Regions from separate parts of the Homo sapiens genome. Here regions 1 and 2 are each linked to region 3. The links are chromatin loops, found by intact Hi-C in ENCODE. Cell type or tissue: endothelial cell of umbilical vein. All regions are shown on one strand. Each heading gives the region's core, and the rest is flanking DNA. Links, peaks and the distances in the headings are about the cores only.

Evidence for each region. A loop is a pair of places that touch in the nucleus more often than their neighbours do. Peaks named below come from ENCODE experiments on the same cell type or tissue, not always from the same donor. Only the 100,000 strongest peaks of a DNase experiment are listed, where the experiment ranks them.
Region 1: it touches region 3 in a loop (6-fold over the local background); 24 of 110 quality-filtered maps call a loop at or near these places.
Region 2: it touches region 3 in a loop (4-fold over the local background); 3 of 110 quality-filtered maps call a loop at or near these places.

Annotation. Positions count from the first base shown.
Region 1 is chrX:107,669,467-107,677,022 of GRCh38, forward strand. No RefSeq gene overlaps it. Among named protein-coding and RNA genes, the nearest start is that of PRPS1, 45 kb to the left of the region's middle. RefSeq lists silencers at 3,672-3,721, 6,889-6,948 and an enhancer at 4,476-4,675. In endothelial cell of umbilical vein, for the core only: a CTCF peak has its summit at 3,579; DNase peaks (open chromatin) are centred at 3,615 and 4,575; H3K27ac peaks cover 2,249 bases.
Region 2 is chrX:107,823,358-107,830,913 of GRCh38, forward strand. It overlaps MID2 (midline 2), which reads left to right and starts at 2,509. Exons shown (of 10, transcript NM_012216.4): 1 at 2,509-3,073. The coding sequence starts at 3,070. RefSeq lists silencers at 2,927-3,116, 3,277-3,326. In endothelial cell of umbilical vein, for the core only: no CTCF peak of the experiment used is centred there; DNase peaks (open chromatin) are centred at 2,484 and 3,734; H3K4me3 peaks cover 2,310 bases; H3K27ac peaks cover 1,730 bases.
Region 3 is chrX:107,889,962-107,897,517 of GRCh38, forward strand. All of the region lies in intron 3 of MID2 (midline 2), which reads left to right. LOC101928335 (a long non-coding RNA gene) reads right to left here. Exons shown (of 4, transcript NR_110395.1): 4 at 4,636-6,399. Among named protein-coding and RNA genes, the nearest start is that of MID2, 68 kb to the left of the region's middle. RefSeq lists an enhancer at 4,207-4,256. In endothelial cell of umbilical vein, for the core only: a CTCF peak has its summit at 4,316 (motif pointing left); a DNase peak (open chromatin) is centred at 4,300.

The DNA of each region.
Region 1 (7,556 bases), core at 1,644-6,643, 220 kb before region 3:
TACTCTTTCAAGAGTCAAGACAAAAGTCAGCTCAGAACTGTCTCTGGGAAGTAGTATTCCCTGACTCCTCTTGGAAGAATTGGTGGCGTGGTGGTGGGAGGTGGCTGCTCCTCCTCCTTCCTCCTTCCTCCTCCCCCATCCCCCTTCCCCCTCCTCCTCCTCCTTTTTTTTTGAGATGGCGTTTCGCTCTTGTCACCCAGGCTGGAGTGCAATGGCGCGATCTCTGCTCACTGCAACCTCCACCTCCCGGGTTCAAGTGATTCTCCTGCCTCAGCCTCCTGAGTAGCTGGGATTAAAGGTGCCAGCCACCACACCCAGCTAATTTTTGTATTTTAGTACAGATGGGATTTCACCATGTTGCCCAGGCTGGTCATGAACTCCTGACCTCAGGTGATCCACCCACCTTGGCCTCCTAAAGTGCTGGGATTACAGGCGTGAGCCACTGCGCCTGGCCAGTGGGAGGCTTTTTCAAACTCAGAGTGCTCAGAGAATTGCATTATTTTGGCCTGGGTGCCTCGAGGACAGCTATCTTATTTTGTTTATCTCTGTATGCCACAGTGCTTGGTTTGTAACAGGTGCCCAATCAACGTTTGGAGAATGGCCCAGTAGACTGAAGTGATGAACTTGACCCTATTAATAGACCCTATTAATATGGTACTTTAACCAACAGGACAAACTAGATATGGCTATCTTTACTGATAAGAAAGAAATACACTGAGCCTGGCTTCTTCTTTCCCACCCTGAAAGATATAAACAATGTATCCCTTCTGAACTTAGCAAGTTCCTGAAGGGAAAGACAGGCTTCTCAAAGCCAGCTGGTGTTGGCAGCCTTCTTGAACCATATTTGGCCTGAGTGGGAGCACAACAGGACCTCCAGGTAATGAGCACACGATCACTACAATGTGTGGAGCTGCAGAGTGAAGAAAACAAACATTGTATTCTTTATATTGTTTACACTAACTTCATAAAAGCATTTCACACAGGTGGAGGGGCAATGACCCAAGAAGACTATCAACAGGGAGAAGGGGGGTAGTGGGGAGGGAAGTCTGCAAATTCATCAGCAATCCTCCCTGAAAAACATGCTGAGGTGGCTCCCACTATCTACCTCATGTTTTTTGTCAAAGAAGCAGCAAGGGAAAGAGGACTTAACAAATAACAGCTGCCATTTATTTAGGCTATTAATTTTTTGAGACAAGGTCTTGCTCTGTCACCCAGGCTAGAGTGCAGTGGCGCGATCTGGGCTCACTGCAGCCTCCGCCTCCTGGGTTCAAGTGATTCTCCTGCCTCAGCCACCCGAGTAGCTGGGATTACAGGTGCGCAGCACCACGCCCGGCTAATTTTTGTATTTTTAGTAGAGACAGGGTTTCACCATGTTGGCCAGGCTGGTCTTGAACTCCTGACCTCAAGTGATCCACCTGCCTCGGCCTCCCAAAGTGCTGGGATTACAGGAATGAGCCACTGTGCCTGTGTCTGGCTATTTAGCCGTTACTATGTACCAGGTACTGCATTGATGGCTTTGTGTATATCAGTTAATTCCTAATAACCACTTGAGATAAATATTATTATTATCCCCATTTTACAGATGGAGACACAGGCATGGCAAGGTCAAGTAGCTTGCCTGGTGTTAGACAAGGCAGCATTCAAACCCTTGCAGTCTGGCTCCAGAGCCCCTGCCCTTAACTGCTGTACCACACTGTCTCCCAGTTTTTTGTTTGTTTGTTTTTTGAGATGGAGTCTTGCTCTGTCATCCAGGCTGGAGTGCAGTGGCATGATCTTGGCTCACTGCAGCCTCTGCCTCCCACGTTCCAGTGATTCTCCTGCCTCAGCCTCCCAGGTAGCTGTGATTATAGGCACACGCCACCACGCCCAGCTAATTTTTGTATATTTAGTAGAGATGGAGTTTCACCATGTTGGCCAGGCTGGTCTCAAACTCCTGACTTCAGGTGATCAGCTCGCCTCGGCCTCCCAAAGTGCTAGGATTACAGGCGTGAGCCACAGCGCCCGGCCCTGTCTCCCACTTTTAAAAGTCCATTGCGGCTGTGGTCCTGGCTCTTGGGGAGCTGACAAGAGGGCAACCAGAGACTGACATGGTCTTCAAGGGGAGGGAATGTGACCATAAGTACACTGGGTAGAAAAATAGAACAGGAAGCCCAGAGAGGCTCACCAGTCACCAGTCACCACTCAGTTGGTGCTGGGACTCATTGGTGACGGGGTCGGGGGGTAGGGTGGGGTGAAAGAAGGTGCTTTTCCAAGAGGTGCTGTTGTGTGCACAGAGACAAAGCAGAGCTGGGGCAGAAAGCTGGGAAGGCAACTTTCTTCTGAGGGGGGCCAGACCACTAGGCTGCCTCGGGAATGGGCAAACGGCCCCAACAGCCACTCCTAGGTATATACCCCAAAGAATTGAAAGCAGAGGCTCGGACAGATACTTGTACACCAATGTGTTTACAGCAGCATTCTTCACAATAGTCCAAAGGTAGAAACAACCCTTAAGTGTCTATCAATGGATGAATGGATAAACAAAATGTGGTATATCCATACAGTAGACAATTACTCAGCCTTAAAAGGAAAGAAACTCTGGCACATGCTACAACATGAAGATTATGCTAACTGAATAAGCCAGACACAAAAGGACAAATATTGCATGATTCTGCTTATATTAGGGACCTAGAATAGTCAAATTCATAAGAGACAGAACATAGAATGGTGATTACTAGGGGCTAGGGGGAGGGGAGAATGGGTATATTCTCTACCCTCACTCTGGGGGCGGGTTTGTGGGGGGGATTATTGTTTAATGGGTATGGAGTTTTGCAACATGAAAAGAGTTCTGGAGGTGGAGAGTGGTAATTGTTGCAGAATAATGTAAATGTACTTATTGTCACTGAATTATGCACTTAAAAATGATTCAAATGGCAAAAATTTTTAGGCTGGGCGCGGTGGCTCACGCCTGTTATCCCAGCACTTTGGGAGGCTGAGGGGGGCGGATCATGAGGTCAGGAGATCAAGACCATCCTGGCTAACACGGTGAAACCCCGTCTCTACTAAAAATACAAAAAAAAAAAAAAAATTAGCTGGGCGTGGTGGCGGGTGCCTGTAGTCCCAGCTAGTTGGGAGGCTGAGGCAGGAGAATGGCATGAACCTGGGAGGGGGAGCTTGCAGTGAGCTGAAGTCGTGCCACTGCACTCCAGCCTGGGCAACAGAGTGAGACTCTGTCTCAAAAAAAAAAAAAAAAAAAAAAAAAGCTAGGCATGGTGGCATGCGCCTGTAGTCCCAGCTGCTTGGGAGGCTGAGGCAGGCAGGAGAATCACTTGAACCCAGGAGGTGGAGGTTGCAGTGAGCCAAGATCGTGCCACTGCACTGCAGCCTGGTGACAGAAAGAGACTCCATCTCAAAAAAAAAAAAAAGAGATTCAAATGGTAAAAAATTTTAAAACACCACGAAAACAAAAACAAAACAGCCCGTGCAGCAGCCTGGTCCACTGAGCTTGCAGCCCAGACATTGGTGGTGGGTTTTGAGGTCTAAAAATAGGGCCTCCTATGGCAAAAATTGGTCACCTGGACAGGAACAGCAGTGAGAGCTTATTGCCTGAAGAGGGGGCAAGAGAGCTCTGGGACGGTGAGTTTCCTCACCTACCCCATCTCCCTTTCCCCCCTCCCTCCGTGTGTGCGTGCGTGCGTGCGTGCGTGTGTGTGTGTGTGTGTGGTGTGCACCTCACCACCCCACCCCACTCCAGAGCAGACAGACCGCCAGCCCAGCAGAAGCAACTGGGTGTGGCCTGACTCCCAGGGAGTCCTGGGGAATCCCTGCAACTGAGCAAATTTCGCTCCTGCCTCTTCCAGATTCTCCAGGGAGCTGTCCTCTCCTCTGAGGTCCAAGTTAGCTAGCCTATTCTCCAGTGAAAAAACTGATAGAAGGTATCCAGTTTTCAGGATTGTCTGGGGGGAAATGGAGGCAGTCCAGCAGAAAGATCATCGATTCAAGTGTAGCGGACTTGGGTTCAAATCCTGATTCTCCCACTTAGTAGAGTATGACCTTGGCCACAGTGTTTAACCTCTCTGTGCTTCAGTTTCCTTGGCTGTAAAACAGTACAGGGACCCATCTCAAAACTGTTGAGGATTAAATGAGATGTGCAAAGCACTTACAATAGTAAGTGTGAGATAAGCATCAGCTAGGATTACCTCATGAAGTGATTATTAAATGGTGAAAGGGTGGAAGCACCCAGTACCGTACAGGCCCTCAATCAGTGGTAGCTGATATAACGATGCTAATAATAACGATGAAGGTGCAGAGGCCCGAGAACCTAGCAGTCAGAGCAATGGCCAGAGGAATGTGGAGATGCCTAGTGCTGGCAGAGAAAGGAAAGCCCTGTTTCAGGGGCTCTAGGGAAGACAGTGGCAGCAAGTCCCTAGAGAGCACTGCTTGGCATCTCCTCTAGGTTGTTGCTCTGTGGCTCAGGCAGCCATTCAAATGCATGGGAAGGGAAGGAAAGAACCAGCAGTAGACATCCAGTGACACTGTTGGCCTTCCACCCATGGGAAACCTTCAGAGGAAGGGGAAGGGGCGGGGCCACCTTGGAGTCTCCAGGGACCAGCTGTACAGTAACAGCCTTTTTTTTATTATTATTTTTTATTTTCTCAATTCCTCCCCTCTTGGTGTCAAGCTTGTTTTTGTAGCTGGAGAGGAAAGGCATGGGCGGGGCTCGGCTGCACAGCACTTGGAACCACAAACCCGCCCCCAGAGTGAGGGTACAGAATGTACCCAGACTGCAAACCACACCCTTGTGGCTTGGGGAGGCCCCTGAGGTGGGCTGCGGAACTGTCACACTACATTGTTTGAGCCCTGCACCTAGCAACCAGCCTGGGAGCCTGCAGTGCTCAGACAACGGGGTGTACTCAGGGGCCAGGACTGAGTTAAAGGACCTTCTGCCAAATGGTCCCCCAGGACTAAGGATCCCTCTGATCGGAAAAAGAGGTCCATGGACCCCTGACACCCTCCTGGGACCAGATTAAGTCTGAAGCTGGCCTAGGAGAGGTTCCAGCCAAAGGCTACAGCCTGCAGACACTCCCAGTCACATCCAGATCCTCCTCCACCCCCAACCAATTTAGGGGAGCAGATTCTGCTTCCCTTTACCTGTCCTCCCCACCCCACTCCCTCTCAGGGAGGCCCCTCCTCCCAGGGAGGTTGCCCTCCCTCCCCCAGTCAGGGAGGCCTATGTAGGGTTTCCAGAGCAGTGAAGGGAGGAAACCAGATGGGACCTTTTGGGAGGGTGGAGACAGTTTTCCGAAGCCTGAAGTGACTTGAAAATGACAGAAGGTTGGGAGGGGGGCCAAACCCACAGCAGAGAGGGGAGGGACTTCCAGTTGGACGGGTTAGAGGAAGAAGGTCCTGTGAAACCCGGGTGAAATTCAGCAGGGATGAGTGCAAGGGGTTCGTTAGTGACAAAACCTAACAACATAATTTGGCTCGACACAAATAAACAAGGAAAACACCAAGTGAAGGAGGGAGTTGACCACAAGCTGAGTAAGATTCAGCGTCAAAATAGAGCACAGCTCACTTCTGTGGACCACATTTTCCAAAGCAAAGATCAGGACACATATTTGACAAGGATGAATGTACTTATGGGGAAACAAGCCCGAGTGTTTGAAGCTGAGACTCTCCCCAGCAAACATGGGTCCTAAGCTTGTTGAGACCATGCTCTGTGACAGTCTAGAGTCTTCATCAGACAGCCATGTCCATCATCTGGGGAAAAGGGAAAAGGCTCAGAATAGGAAGAAAGATGAAAGATGGGGCCTCGGGGCAGAGATTGGTGAAGTAGAGGCAGTGTAGTGAGGCGGAAAGAGTTCAGGCTTTGTCACTTAGTGGCTGTGCAACATCAGGAAAGTTACTTAACCTCTCTGAGCTCCAGTTTCTGCGTCTTTAAAACTTGGGTAATAATCTTTGCCCTAAAGGTTGTTGTGAAGATTTAAGTGATTCACAAAATATATAAAGCACTAAGCACATAGTAGGTCCTCAAGAAATGCTTGGCTGTCCATTTGGAGAAGGGAGAAATAAGATGAGAAGATTTTATAAGGAGGCTACTAAGCAGTAATTTTCCCACACTCATGGAAACTGGAACAAAAAGAAAGACTATGGCTGGAGTAGAAAGGATTTGGGTGGGTTTGGGAAGAACCTGGTGACTGTCAGAAGTTGCAAACTGGTGGCTAACAGACTGAATCCAGCCCTTGGGCAGGTTTTGTTTGGCCTGAACAGTGTTTTCCATAAATTTGAATTAGTTGCCAACCTTTTAAAAAGTGGAAGATTTCACATAAAAATCCACATATTGGCTTCTTTTGCAAAAAAGCAGAGAATCTAGCAACTCTGGACCCTCATGGCTGCATGGCAATGATTGTGGGAAGGGAGTAAGGGCCGTTTGTTTTAGAGGGTTTTTCATGCCAGTGCTTTGCAAACCGTAATGTGTGTAATTGCGACATCCAGACGGAGCAAATCCTTAGAGACAGAAAGTACAGCAGCGGTTGCCCATGGCTGTGGGGAGGGAAATGGGGACTGACTGCTAAAGGGTCTGGGGTTTCTTTTTGGAGTGATGAAAATGGAACCAGATAGAGGTGGTGGTTACACAACATTCTGAATATACTAACAACTTCTTAATTGTACACATTAAAAGGGTGAATTTTATGGCATGTGAATGATACTTTAATAGGGCTGTTATTTTTAAAATGCAAATGCTGATTCAGTAGATCCCAGCTGGGGCTCAAGATTCTGCATTTCTGACAAGCTCCCAGTTGTGGTTCATGCTGCCGGGCTTGGGACCAGCTCTGAGCAGCGAGCTCTTGCACTGCTGGTTTTCAGAGTCAGCTGCACATTGGAACCACCTGGGGAGTTTAGAAAAACACTCCTGCCTAGGTCTCACCCCCTGGGATTCTGATAACATTGGTGTAAGGTGAGACCCGGGTGTCCGGATTTGTAAAAGCTCCCCAGGTGATTATAATTTGCAGCCAATTTTGAGAACCACCCTCTTGTACCCTGGCCACTTTCCCCTTTCCCCTTACCTGCCTAGGCAGGCTCTCAGGCATTTGACCCCTGCTCTCCTCTAAACCCCAAAGCTTGGCTTCCAAGGCTGTGCCAGGGCGGCCAGCCCTGCCTGCCTCTCCACCTCCTCCCTGCCCACCCCTCATCCCACTGTAGTTCTGGGATTCTGAGGCCAAACCTTCATTGCCTCCCCCACTTTTTCCCGCCTCCCTAGTTAGCGGAGCTTGTTTTGTTTTCTTGGGCAGCTTTGAGTGAGGACATGTGTCAGAGGCGTTTGGAAAATCTAAAGAACTCACGTCCTTCCCTGGTGCCTCTTGTCCCCACTCCAGTCACCCGGAACTCACCAGGAGCCCCAGGCAGGGCGAAGCGTCCCGGTCCCGCCCTCGTCTGGCGGCCGCATGGAGGCCCACATGCCTTACGCTCCCCAAGCCGGGGCCGCGTGGGGCGACATGTGCTGCCGGTCACAGGGGAGGGTGGCCAGAGGCAAGTGATGCTGATCAGCATGGGCTTGGAAGCCGCCTAAGAACCAACCA
Region 2 (7,556 bases), core at 786-5,785, 67 kb before region 3:
CTTTTTTCATTTCATAATATCTGAGATTGTTTTATATATATATATATATATATGTATTATCATACAAATGCATATATGTAATTATTTTAATGACTACATATCTTATTTATCCCCTCTTCTATCAGGCTGGATTCAGCAGACTTCTGACTCATTAACTTTTAAAAAAATAATTTTTTGTGCCAAAAACCACATAACATAAACTTCATCCTTCCAACAATTTTCAAGTGTACAGTACAATATTGTCAACCACATGCATATTGTTGTGCAACAGATCCCCAGAACATCCCCCTCATCCTGCATGACTGAAATTCCACACCCACTGAACAACTCTTTCCTTTTCCCTCCTCGCAGTCCCTGACAACCAGCATTCTACTTTCTGTTTCTATGAGTTGACTATTTTAGACAGTCATATAAGTAGAATCATGGAATATTTGTCTTTTTGTGACTGGCTTATTTCACTTAGCATAATGTCCTCAAGGTTCATCAACTTTGTAACATGTGACAGGATTTCCTTCTTTTTTTGAAACTGAATAATATGCCCTTGTGTATATATACCATATTTTCTTTATCTATTCATCTCTTGATGGACATTAAATTTGCTTCTGCCTCTTGAATGATGCTGCTGTAAGCGTGGGTTTGCCAGTATCTTTTTGAGATCCTGTTTTCTATTTGCTTGGATATATATCTAGAAGTAAGATTGTTTAATCATATAGTAGTTCTATTTTTAATTTTTTGAGGAACCTCCATACTATTTTCCATAGCAGCTACACCAGTTTACATTCCCTTGCATAGTGGCTGTACCTTTTTACAATAGTGTGCAAGGGTTCCAATCTCTCCACAACCTTAACACTTATTATTTTCTGTTCTAATTTTATTTTTTGTAGAGACACGTTCTATTCATGTTACCCAGGCTGATCTCTAACTGCTGGTCTCAAGTGACTCTCTTGCCTCAGCATCCCCTCCTGAGTAGCTGGGATTACAAGTGTGAACCACACCTTGCCGTATTTTCCTGTGTGTTTGTTTTGTGTGTGTGTGTGTGTGTGTGTGTGTGTGTGTGTGACCATCCTAATGGATGTGAAGTGATATTTCATTGGGGTTTGATTTGCATTTCCCTAACAATTAGTGATGTGGATCATCTTTGCATATGCCTGTTGGCCACTTGTATATCTTCGTTGGAGAAATGTCTATTCAAGTCTTTTGTCCACTTTTAAGAGTTTTTTTTTTAATTGAGCTATAGAAGTTCTTTATACATTCTGGATATTAGCACATTATCCGATATATGGTTTGCAAATATTTTCTATCATTTTGTAGGTTGCTTTTTCACTCTGTTGATTGTGTCCTTTCCTGTGCAGATGTTTGAAAGTTTTATGGTCCCATTTACCTATTTTTGCTTTTGTTGCCTGTGCTTTAAGTGTGACTCACTAACTTTTACTTCTCTTAGGGGCCAGACTTTCATCAGGAGAGCCTGGTTGTGACTTTTGTCTTGGTTTCCACCTCAGTGCTCTCTAGCACATTGTTTAACAGGAGTGTTGACTGATTACTATTGGTTCCCTGAAGGGATATACCAAGAGATACCTCAATTTTTCTGGACTTGTTCCTATGCACAATGATGGGAGGCGTGTGTGTGTGTGTGCTGGGGTGAGTCTTCCCATTTTCTCATTTCTTTCCCCTTCTTCTCCCTTTTTGCCCCAAGTTAGAAACAGAGTCTCTTATGGGGCTTCCTGCTCTTTCCCTCTCCCATCCACCTTTTGAGTCGGGTGGTGGTCTCTGAGCCAATGACAGGTCAGCAAACAGGCTGATTCCAGACCAATGGGAGGATGCTGGATTCCAAATGGACCAATTAGCTTATTAGGGACCTGGAATAGCTGGATAGCTAGCATCTGCCTCATTGTCCATGTGGTAACGACCCTCTTGTTTTACTGGTCAACAATTTGAAGGTACAAGAAAAATCCTACTTTTTTTTTTCTTTTGATGGTTTTAATCCACCTCCACAACTTCTGCCCGAGGCCAATAAAACACAGCCATTCTTTTTTTGTAAAAAGAAAGAGAGGTTCGGTTTCCTTCAATTGTCTGCCCTTTTCTATCTCCTCCACTATTTTTGTTTTACTCTGTAGTTAACTTTGCATAGAGCAGCTTCATAGGGAGGATCTCTGCGGTGGACCCGGCTCTCTCTTCTTATTACCCGTTGCAAAGGCCTCTTTCTTGTTCTAACCTGGGGGTTTGTGGGGTTGGGGGACAGGGGGATTGGGGAGTGGGAGAAGAGTTTAGCCATAGCCTTCCTTCTGCATTTCACACACATTTAGCTATCTCTGTCGCTCTGTCACACACACACACACGCACATACACACCATACACACACACACGCACACCCGTCCGGGTCCCTCTCGGTGTGTCTTCCTTCAAGATGACAGGGCGCTGGAGAAAAGGCTGCTGGAATCAGCTGGTAGGTACAGTAGTAACCCGAGCCCCACCCACCGGCTGCCTTTGCTTGCTCAGGTTTCTCCGGTCACTCCTGCCAGGGGAGAAGACATGTAAACGTGCCTCCAGAGGAAGGGCTGGGGGAGCTGGGAGTGGCGGGGGCGGCGGAAGGTGAGCCTGGGAAGGTGGCCGAGCACCCCTTCTTCTTGGGCCCTTCCCAGTGCTCCCTTGGGGTGTCAGCCCCAGCCCCGTTTGCCCCCACTCCGCCTCCCTTTTGGAAGGGATTGCCTTTTTTTTCCTCTGCGGCGGCGGAAATGACAGTGTGGTGCTGCCGTGGTGTCATGGTGCTGCCCCTGGACTGAGGGGCGAAAACTCTTAAGTTTAGCTCGGGAGGCCCAGCTGCGGTAGCATCGCGGCCGCCGTGCTGTCCCCTGCGGGGCGCGCGGGCTGGCGGATCCCGGCTGCTGCGCGGCGTCGGCGACGGTAGCGGCAGCGGCGGCGAAGGCGGGCGGCGGCCTACAGTGGTAGCGGCGGCGGCGGCGACCGGGGCCCGGGAGCTCGCGCCGGAGCCCGAGCCAACCCGCTGCGGAGGCAGACGAGAGCCCAGCGCCCTCGAGCGAGCGGAGGAGATGGCTGGCACCTGGGAACGCTATGGGTAAAACGCGCCCCCTCGCCGCGGCCCTGGAGGTCGAGCGTCGTAGCCCTCGCAGGGCTAGTCTCCGGCTCCGGCCGCTTTTCAGGTGCCGCCGGGGCCCGGCGTTGGCCGAGGGCTCTCCGGCTCGGCGAGGCAGGGTGATGGGGCCCGCGAGGCTCGAAACGGCGACGGGGGCCCCAGCTCAGCTCCGGCTCTCAGTCATGCTGTTGGGGCCCGGGTTCCTGCCACTGCCCTCCTGGGACGGAGTTTGCACTCCGGGGTGCGGGGCGGGGGCGGCCGAGGCCTCTGCGCAGCCTGGCCGGGCCCGGCGCGGGCAGTCGAGCGAATCCCCCGGCGCCTGGGCGCGAGTCTGGGAAAGGGCACGGCCGCCTTCCCACGCTCCCGCAGCCGGCAGCCTCCTCGGCCCAGGCGTCGCCCCTTGGCCGGCCGTCTGCCGGGCGGTGCTGTCGCAGCAGCCGGCGTGGCTGCGGACGCCCTGCCGGCGGGGAGGCCCGGTGAAACTTAATCCCTTTTCTGCCAGGGAGCGATCCTCGAGTCTCCGTCTGGATGGTTCCTTATTTCTGGCCTAGCTGTGAAATCAGCTCTGTGGGGGAGAGGGAAAACTTACATATGTCCACAGGACAGACTGCGACGCAACCAGGGAGAGTGGGGATTTTCCATTCCTGCCTTGTAAGAATTAAGTAAATAACGGCGGAGTAGATTTACAGAAACATTACTGGTGATGATAAGGTTTAGGTTACTTAGCACTTCGTGTGTTGCACATTATTTTTCAGAGGTGTTTCTTCTTAGAGCAGGAAATTGAAATCCTGCAGTCGTTGTACTCTTTACTTTCTCTCTTCCACGGTCCCCTACCCGTTTTCAGGATCACTCACCTTCCTATGTCACAACGCTTACTTGCCTACCCAAATCCCCCAGCAGAGCCCCTTGGACCCCAGCCTTTCCCCATCAACGTGTGCACTCCCAGCCTCCCAGCCATGCAGCATCTTACTTCTCAACCACTTTGCCTTTTTGAGGATTTCTGAGTGTGGGGCGGATAGATGGTGATGGTTGTGTGTCTCTGAGGATGAGCCCTTATAAAGGAATATATTGGAAACTAAATAGAGAAGTACTGTGTGTGGGTTGATCCCTCTGATTCTCAAGTTGGGCCAGAAGGGCTGCCTTTAACCCCATTCTGCTCCGTCCCAGTACTCTAATCAGTTCTCTGGCAATATTCCAATAGAAGGGAGTTGCTGAATAGGGAGTTCTCCTCCCCTACTTTTCTTCTGTTTGGGGAGTGGTTTCATTGTACCCCAGATGGTTAGCTTCCCCCTGCCCACCCCCGACCCTCACATCCCCCTGTCTGTCTCCTCTCATGACTGTACTGAGGGAGAAACTGTCTTTGCTATTTTTATATATTCTTGCCCAATCAATGAACTTAACATGGATATGTAATGTGAATTAGATTTTTCCTGGTTGCTCCTCACAACTTGATTTATGTGTTTGTTATAGTTTGGATATTTATCCCTGCCCAAATCTTATGTACAAATGTAATCCCCAGTGTTGGAGGTGGGGCCTGATGGGAGGTGACTGCGTCATGGGAACAGATTTCTCATGAATGGTTTAGCACCATCACCTTGGTTGACTGTGAGTCCTTGTGATAGTGAGTAATCTCTCCTGAGATCTGGTCGTTTAAAAGTGTGTGGCACTTCCCCCCAGCTCTCTTTCTCCCTTGCTTCTGCTCACACCGTGTGAGAATCTCCTGCTCCCCATTCGCCTCCCTCCATGATTGTAAGCTTCCTGAGTCCTCCCTAGAAGCAGATGCTGGCATCACACTTCCTGTACAGCCTGCAGAACCATGACCCAATTAAACCTCTTTTCTTTTCTTTTCTTTCTTTCTTTTCTTTTTTTTTTTTTTTTTTTGAGACAGGGTCTTGCTTTGTTACCCAGGCTGGAGTGCAGTGTCACATTCACAGCTCACTGCAGCCTCCACCTCTCGGGCTTAAGCAATCCTTCTCCCTCAGCATCTCAAGTAGTTGGGAACACAGGTGCATGCCACCACACCCAGCTAATTTTTGTATTTTTTGTAGAGATGGCGTTTTGCCATGTTGCCCAGGTTGGTCTGGAACTCCTGAGGTCAAGCTGTCTGAGGGCCTCGCCAAGTGCTGGGATTACAGGCGAGAGCGACAATGCCCAGCCTACCTCTTTTATTTATAAATTACCCAGTTTCAGGTATTTCTTTAAGGCAATGCAAGAATAGCTAATGTAGTGGTTAAAACACAGGTCCAGGAGTCAAGAAGATCAGAGTTCATCCCAAATATGATGATACATTGGCTTATGGCTTTAGGACATTCCTATGACTTTTCTTTCATAGTTGGTGCACTTGTGTAAAAGCTATAATATTGTGTACTGGGTATTGTTAGTCTTGACTTGGTCCTTTGAAGATGAAAGGGTTCTGTAAACCCTCAGCATTATACTTTTTTTTTCCTTTGAGACGAAGTCTCGCTCTGTCACCCAGGCTGGAGTGCAGTGGTGTGATCATGGCTTGCTGCAGTCTTGACCTCTCTGGCTCAAGCAATCCTCCCATCTCAGCTTCCTTAGTAGCTGGGACTATAGGCACACACCATCACACCCGGCTAATTTTTGAATATTTTGTAGAGACAGGATTCACCATGTTTCCCAGTCTGGTCTCAAACTCCTGAGCTTAAGGGATCCACCTGCCAAGTCCAAGTGTTGGGATTACAGGTGTGAGCCACCACACCCAGCCAACATTATACTTTTCAAAGAAAGCACTTCCTTTACCTTTTACTGAGTTAGTGGATTGACTGGGTGTAAGCAGGAATCTTAGCTTACTGAAAACCTTTAGCTTCCCACCCCCAGAGCCAAATCGTATCATTGTACGTAGGTCCTAAATCTGGTTTTTCTCCAATACATGTTCAACTGAATGAAAACATACATGCAACTAGGCATACAGAGTAATAATGATCAATTTAAGTTGAGGCTTGAATCATTTCTAATGCACTCTAACCTAACAATCTGAGTCAGACTAATTTGAAGACATAACCTCACCCATTTTTTAGCCTATATGGGGGCAGTTTGTTAGCTTCTAATGAAAAGTGTCATAAATAATTTGGGGTATGGCTATATAAGCATGATTAGCACCTAGTAGCAGAGTCAACAATATTAAGCACCTATAATGTGCAGAGGACCTCTGCTGATTGGGCTGAGGCCCCAGATTTAGCCCAGTATTTTGGCCTCCTGCTTGTTCCACGCCAAACTCCATACTTGCAACTCCAGGATTAGGTCAGGGAGGGGCTGTGCAGGACATGGGTAGAGGCTAGGGACATGAAAGGGTGGTTGTGTCCCTCTTATTTGTTTTCATGACTACTAGAATTCTCGTCTGGCATGTTGCACCCTGCAAGGCCACCTCTGGGAAGTACTCCTGTAAATCAGAGTGACTTGATTGCTTTATGAACATATCATCTGAATGGTGCAAATTGATTTAGATAAAACTGATTTAGTTAATCCCTTCCCTAAGAGCAGGGAAACTTGCTTCAACTCGCAGATCCTAAAGTGGTGCCAGTGGAGTCTCACAATTGCATCCAAATATTGCTCTGAGTAGTGAGCCTGTCCATTCCTTCATCCCTCCTCCCATAAAATCTGCTGACACCACAATAATTGACAAGGGAACTACACAAGGAGTATGTCTGTCTTCATCATTCAGCAAACCTCATTGGCTTGGTGAAGAGGAGAGAATGTTGTCTTCTCATTCTATCCCATAGAACTCAAGCTCTGTCTTTTCAGACAGGGACACAGAGCCCTTAAAAGGGTGAAGACAGGGCTGTGGGCACAGAATATGTCTCAAATGGCTGCTCTTGGAAATACCTGCTTGGTCTTGTGTGTGTCTGCCATTCAATCTTTATGAATCTTGGTAATATCCTTGCTGTTAGGCCATGGGGCTCGGCTGCTAGTAGAGGCCAGGGGGTGCTCCATTTCCATTTAGCATTAAGTTTTTGTCCTCTCTTTGGCACAAAAGCGAGAATGAAGCTCTGTGTTCATGAAGCACTCCTTACTCATTAAGCTGGGTGTCTTGACTTAGAACATTGCATCATCAAAATATGAGATGTAACATGTTGATACTGGATATACAACAGTTTTGGATAATTCAAAATTGTTTACATTTTGATAAATGAAATTTTGGTACCAAGATGGTGTTGCACTAACATCTGTACTTCAGGTCTCTCAAAAAATATTGTGTTCATCACTAAGCAGTGTACAGAAGAGACTAGAAAAGTGTTTCTCAACTGGTGTGTTGGGTCATGCTAGCAAGTGAGAAGACCAGATGAGTGGTGTTGAGACAAGAAATTCCAGCTGTAATTATCTTCTTGTACAGATAGCTAATCTACTTTTTATTTACCTCCTCAATATATTAAATATGTTCCTTTCTCCACTTTCATGTATTAAAACTCTGCTAAGAGTTTTCTGTGGGCTTAAGTAGTCTGTGGCT
Region 3 (7,556 bases), core at 1,512-6,511:
GCTCCATCAGGTCCTTTAAGGACTTCTCTGCATTGGTTATTCTAGTTAGCCATTCATGTAATTTTTTTTCAAGGTTTTTAACTTCTTTGCCTTGGATTCGAACTTCCTCCTTTAGCTCGGAGTAGTTTGATCATCTGAAGCTTTCTTCTCTCAACTCATCAAATTCTTTCTCCATCCAGCTTTGTTCTGTTGCTGGTGAGGAGCTGCGTTCCTTTGGAGGAGGAAAGGCGCTCTGATTTTTAGAGTTTCCAGTTTTTCTGCTCTGTTTTTTCCCTATCTTTGTGGTTTTATCTTCCTTTTGTCTTTGATGATGGTGACGTACAGATGGGGTTTTGGTGTGGATGTCCTTTCTGTTTATTAGTTTTCCTTCTTACAGTCAGGACCCTTAGCTGCAGGCCTGTTGGAGTTTGTGGGAGGTCCACTCCAGACCCTGTTTGCCTGGGTATCAGCAGCAGAGGCTGCAGAACAGTGGATATTGGTGAACAGCAGATGTTGCTGCCTGATCTTTCCTCTGGAAGTTTTGTCTCAGAGGAGTACCCGGCCTTGTGAGGTATCAGTCTGCCCCTACTGGGGGGTGCCTCCCAGTTAGGCTACTCGGGGGTTAGGGATCCACTTGAAGAGGCAGTCTGTCTGTTCTCAGATCTCCAGCTGTGTGCTGGGAGAACCACTCCTCTCTTCAAAGCTGTCAGACAGGGACATTTAAGTCTGCAGAGTTTTCTGCTGCCTTTTGTTTGGCTATGCCCTGCCCCCAGAGATGGAGTCTACAGAGGCAGGCAGGCCTCCTTGAGCTGCGGTGGGCTCCACCCAGTTCAAGCTTCCCAGCTGCTTTGTTTACCTACTCAAGCCTCGGCAATGGTGGGTGCCCCTCCCCCAGCCTTGCTGCCACCTTGCAGTTTGATCTCAGAGTGCTGTGCTAGCAATTAGCGAGGCTCTGTGGGATTAGGTCCCTCTGAGCCAGGCGCAGGATATAATCTGGTGTGCCGTTTGCTAAGACCATTGGAAAAGCACAGTGTTAGGGTGGGAGTGACCCAGTTTTCCAGGTGCTGTCTCTCACCCGTTTCTTTGACTAGGAAAGGGAATTCCCTGACCCCTTGAGCTTCCTGGGTGAGGCGATGCCTCACCCTGCTTCGGCTCACGCTCGGTGCGCTGCACCCACTGTCCTGCACCCTCTTTCTGAGACTCCCCAGTGAGATGAACCCAGTACCTCAGTTGGAAATGCAGAAATCACCCGTCTTCTGCGTCACACACGCTGGGAGCTGTAGACTGGAGCTGTTCCTATTCGGCCATCTTGGCTCCATCCTCCTGTTTGTTTTATACCTTTTTTTTTTTTTTTTTTTGAGAAAGAGTCTCACCTTGTCACCCAGGCTGGAATGCAGTGGCGCAATCTCAGCTCATTGCAACCTCCGCCTCTCAGGTTCAAGTGATTCTCCTGCCTCAGACTCCCGAGTAGCTGAGATTACAGGCATGCGCCACCATGCCTGGCTATTTTTTGTATTTTTAATAAAGATAGGGTTTCACCATGTTGGTCAGGCTGAGCCTAAAACAGACCTCAAGTGATCTGCCCGCCTTAGCCTCCCAAAGTGCTGGGATTACAGGTGTGAACCACTGCGCCCAGCCCATCCTAATCAGGGCCTCTGACCCCCTTGGGGTTTTCCCCGTAGAAACCCCTTTGTTTATTTCTTGACTCACAAGGTAGTTGAGACCTCTGGAAATATGTTCTCAAGACCTCTTTGTTGCCCAGTCACAGAGTTCAGCGTTGGTTATTATTCTGAGGCTTCCCTTCCCTCTGATGCTTACAAACAGAATTCCTCTGGTCCTTGTCTTTCAGGCTCTTTCCTGGTACTTCCTATTTCTCTACTCCCTCAGCTTAGAAGCAACATAGGCTCTTCTTCAGCTATTTTCACTCTTCTACTTGGGCCCTTGCTTCTTCTGTTGGGCTGGAATCAGACTGTTTTCTGTCTGCCTGGAATCAGATTTTTTCCCTTTTGTCATCCAGAGTTCCCTGTCTCAGAAAGAATGACCTCTTTCTCATAACAATGCCCTTTTCGACCTTAGCTATGAGAGTTCAAATTTCCCTGGCCCTCCCAGTAGAAATTCCTTGCTCTGTATATATACAGGGAGTATCACGATGGTGAATCCATCCCTCAGAAACAAATGTCTTGGGAGGAGTGCTTATGTCAGACTTGAGTACAGAGAGTGGCTAAATGCTCCCCACAATCTGATCTGAGACTTAAGAAGGCGGAAACATTCACTGGCTTGCTTTGTTCTCCTCCCTTTCCATAATTCCTTGGTTGTGAAGGCAGTGAAAAGGATGGCCTTGGAAAAAGCCCTAGACTAGAAATCAGGAAACCTGGGTTCTGCTGCTGGCTCTGTCACCCACTAGTCACATGAACTTGGGTGGAACAGCCTGTGCAAACCTCTATTAGACTGCTTGCTCTTCCATGAAGGAATTTCTTGGTTACAGGCTGTTTCCTTGGTTGGACTAGAAGCTTCCTGAAGGTAGCAGCCATGGCCATGCCACAATCATTTTGGAAACTGCAGTTTCTAACTGGTCTCTCTGGCCCATCCTGTTCCCCTCCTATCCATTTTCCACATTGCTGTGGAAATGAACTTGTAAAATGCAAAACCTGTCATGTCACTCCCTACCACAAACCCTTTAATGGTTCCCCCACTGCCTTTAAAACCCATTATGATCTGGCCCCTACCTACCTCTCTAGCATGGTCTCCCAGACCTTTTTGCTGTCTTCGTCTTCTCTGCTGTGAATCTCCCCTTCCTCTAGCTAACTCTCATTCATTCCTTAAAAATATCACATCCTTAGGAAGCCTTCCTTGACCATCTAAGCTCCCCACTTGACAACTGTTGGTTAAATCCCCATCTTATAAGCACCCAAAGATTATCCTTTTTACGTGATAAACCTCTTTTGTAGCACTCCTCAAACAGGTAACTGCTCAGTATCTGCTTCCCTGCTCATTATAAGATTCACGAGATGATGGCAGAGGCCTTATCTATCTCGTGTATTGCTAAGTGCTTACTAAAATGCCTAGCACATAATAACAGTAAAATTTGTTCAATGGTAATATGAAATGACCTGTAATGTATCCACATAAATGAGTGTTGACTGCTTCAAGAATTGGGTGTATCCTCCATGGTAAGAGTGATGTCTGTCTATAATCTTTCATGTTCTTACGGCTTTCTGAAAAACAGTGCTATTATTGAAATATCTCCCATAAACATTATAAAACAGTAAAACAGTTAATGTCCTTTTGATCCTATAATGTAGTATTACACAGATCTTCTCACTTCGTGTAAAAAACACAGTCTTTGTCAGTGCTTCTTTTTACTGCTAGACTATGAAACTATGAATTTTGCTTATTAGCTGAAATATTACTAGAATGTTTTTATTTTGTTAATATCTCAGGTTAACAGTCTGCTATTTGATTCTTTAACCTGTCTTGAAAAGGCATGTATATGTCTCATTATTACTTAAAGAAATCGGGTAGCTGATTTGAGAATATACCATTATGTTAACTTTTTAGTTGATTCTATTTTTAACATGAAAATAAACAAGTCAATTTAAAACTTTTAAAAAGGAACGATTAAGTAGATATATTTTATCTTGTTTTTGGAGGAATGTCAATATTGTGAAGCACTTTTCCAAGTCCTTTTAAGCAGAATATGAGTTGACTTATTAATAGTAATATGCTCACTGGGAGACAGTAAGTGGAAAGAAAAGTGATAGACTTGAGTCTGTCTGGCTCTGTTTTATAAGCTGCGTACACTGAACCTCATTTTATTCATCTAAAAAATAGGATGATAGTATGTACTTTGAAGAGTTATTCTGAAAGTTGAAAATAATATAAAGTACTAGCACATCTAATGATGTCCTTTTGCCATCTGTACTTTATATGCTGTTCATTCATTCCAAAAATATTTAAGCGCATTTCTGCATTGGGCCAGGCACTGGCAACATAATGGTGGACGTCGCACCTGTCTTCACAGAACTTACACTCCTTCGATTTTCCATCTGTAGGAGTACTGCTCAGCTCAGCCTTCACCTCCTTTAAGAAGCCATCACCCATGCTCTAAGCCTCATTCCCTGCCTCCCTCATCTGGTTCAGGTGTTCCTCCTCTGTGTCTTCAGGGTAACCTGTGCATACTTTCATCATAGCACTTCTATATACCGATTTGTCTCCCCACCAGACTAAGCTCTCAGGCCGAGTATGGTGTCCTATCCTTTTTTTTTTTATACCCAGCACATGGCTTGGTACACGAATAGGTACCGAGAAAGGATATTTGGATAAACATTGCCATCTGGTGGCCAGATGTTGTAAGTACAATCTTTTATGCATCATAAGGGTGAGTAAAGCCCAGGTGAGTAAAGCACCTAGGAAAGGCAACTTTTTATTTATTTTAACACAGGGAAAGGAAATATTTCAGAATATGTGGTCTCCTAGAATCTCCTAGGTCTCCTAGAGGTGTTGTTATTCCAACGTCTCTCCAAATCTTTCATAATTCAGAAAACAATATTTAAATGACACAACAGATAAAACTATTTTGAGTGTGCAAAAATAAAATGAAAGAGAAATTTGTCTCATGTAATAAAGAAATGTAACATAGTATACAATACCTTTTTTCATAATACCTTTATTTCAATGCCTACACACATTCATTCATTCAACAAATATTTACTGAGCATTTACTGTGTGACAAGCACTATTCTAGGTGTTAGGGATACAGTGAACAAAAAGTGCTTAAACTTAAGGAGCTTACATTCTAATGGGAGGAGACACACAATAAACAAACATATTTTTATTAGGGATTATAAGTATTACGGATAAAAATAAACTAGGTTACAGAGTGGGGTGAGTGTGTGTGTGTGTGTGTGTGTGTGTGTGTGTGTGTGAAAGAGAGAGAGAGAGAGAGAACGCCAGTTGAGCAAAGGCCTGAAGATATATTAGAACTTCAGAAAACTACAGAAATGTTGGTTGACCAGGCCTGCCTAAAACATTATGGGACTTCTAGAGAGTTTTCTTTCTTTTTTCTTTTTAAAAATAAGTTTAATCTTACATAAAAGTTGCTAAAATAATACAGAGAGTTCCCACATACATTTAACTAACCTTCTCTAATGTTAACATCTTACATAACCACACAACTATCAGAACTAGGAAACTGTCATTGGTACAATAATTCTATTGAGCAAACTATAGACCTCATTTGATTTTTACCAGCTTTTGCATGCACTCAACTTTTTTTGGGGGGGGGGTGGATAGTTCTATTAATCTTATCACATTTATAGATTCTTGTAATCACCACTGTAATTAGGACATTATTGTTTTATCATCCCCCCAAAACTCATTTGTGCTACTTCTTTATAGGCACATCTGTCCCCCAGCAACCACTGATATGTTCATCATTACTATAATTTTCTCATTTCTAGAATGTTATGTAAATGGAATCATATAGTATGTAAAATACTGTGATTTGCTATGTCACTCATCATAATGGCCCTGAGAGCCACTGAATTTGTTGTGTACATCAATAGTTTTTTATTTTTTATTACTAAGTAGTATTCTACTATGTGAATATTCTACAATTTGTTTATATGTGCCCACGGTGAAGAGCATTTCAGTTGTTTCCAGTTTTTTGCTAATAGAAACAAAGCTGTTATGACCATTCGTGTAAGGTTTTTGTGTGGACATAAATGTTCATATTTCTAGGGTAAATACACAAGGATGAGAGCTAGAGAGTTTTATTTCTTCAGAGGGATTTATAAGCAAGTGCCATGCTTTACAAAACAAGCAGTAGATTGGAAAGAACACTGGATAGGACTCAGAAGATCTGGCTCAAGCCTTGCCCTGTCATTTAGTAGCAATGTGATGCTGGATAAGCCTCTCCCCTCTCTAGGCCCCATATTTCTGTCTCTTAAGTGATGGAGTAGGAATCGATTATTTCTTCAGTCTTTTTAAGATCTAATTACATGGTTCTGACGAGATAGAAAGGAGGTTTCTGCCTCATTTCACAAAAAATTTTATAGCTATGTACATAAAATACCAGATGAAAAACATAGGTTATATCTCCCACCTTTTTCTTCCATGTTCCAAACAGTTACTTGGTGGCTTACACCTGTAATCCTAGCACTTTAGGAGGCCGAAGGTGGATGGATCGCTTGAGGTCAGGTGTTCGAGACCAGCCTGGCCAACATGATGAAACCCATCTCTACTAAAAATACAAAAATTAGCCGGGAATGGTGGCGCATGCCTATAGTCCCAGCTACTCGGCGGGGTTGGGGGGGTTTGGGGGCTGAGGCTGGAGAATCACTTGAACTTGGGAGGTGGAGGTTGAATTGAGCCGAGATCATGCCACTGCACTCCAGCCTGGACAACAGAGCAAGACTCCGTCTAAAAAAATAAAAAATAAACAGTTACTTTGCTTACAAAGAGAATATGGGGGAGACAGTAACTAAGCCTAAGGCTATAAAGGTTTGGTTGTCTGTTCCCTGAGGAGAAAGGACTCCAAAATCAACACAGAATGGCCACATGGCATAATGCCATTCCTAAGGCATGTATATGAAGCAGATTGTCCTCACGCTCTGTCTCCATTATTTTTATTAGTTAGACATAGAGTAAAGTACATACAAAATATATGTGTGTATATATATGTGTGTGAACTGTCTATGCTTTTAAAATATGTTGTATTATGCATTTCTATACAGGTACTATTTTTTTTCAAAAGTCAGGAAGGAAATACACAAAATATTTGCAATGGTTAACTCTAGAGATTGTGATTGTCGTGAGAGGCAACTCTAAAGGAAAAAGAAGTATATGTTTGTGAGCACAGCCTCTCTCTCTCTCACACACACACACACACACGCACGCATACACACAGTGGTTAAAACCATAGACATGAGCCAGACTGCCTGGGTGCAAATCCTGGCTCTGATATTTACTAGTTATATGACCTTGGGCAAGTTACATAACCTCTATGTTTTCTCGGTTTCTTCTATAGAATGGGAATGGTAATAATAGTACCTACCTTATGGGGTTAATGGGAAAAGTAAACAAGTGAAAATACATGAAGCAATTAGAATAGTGCCTAACATGTGGTTAGCACTATAAAAGTATTAACTCTTATGTACTCCTCCCACAAGCAGATAGAAAACTTTTCTGTCAGTCATTGTCTATCTGAAGGCCTCACGTAGCATGAGTCCCTGAGCCCAATTCACTACGATAGTTATACTTCTAGAAATGGCTTGGCTGCCACCTCCCCATCCACACTACTTTTCTAACTTTAACAGCCAATCTCCCAGCTACCTCTACTCTCCTAATCCCTCACCCCTTCCCTGGCCAAAAAAATTACACACTGAAGCTGTAGATTCCTTAACTATGTCTCAGTATTTTTTTTGCTTGCTAAACTGTAGTTACTCCAGTACAGGTGACTAAAAATTCTATTAATAATTTCATTTATTTCTTGCTCCTTTAAGTGACCACCCTCCCTCAAATCTAAAGAAACAGGTATAACCAATTTTTTTTAAATCCCTGCTTCATTTAGTCATACT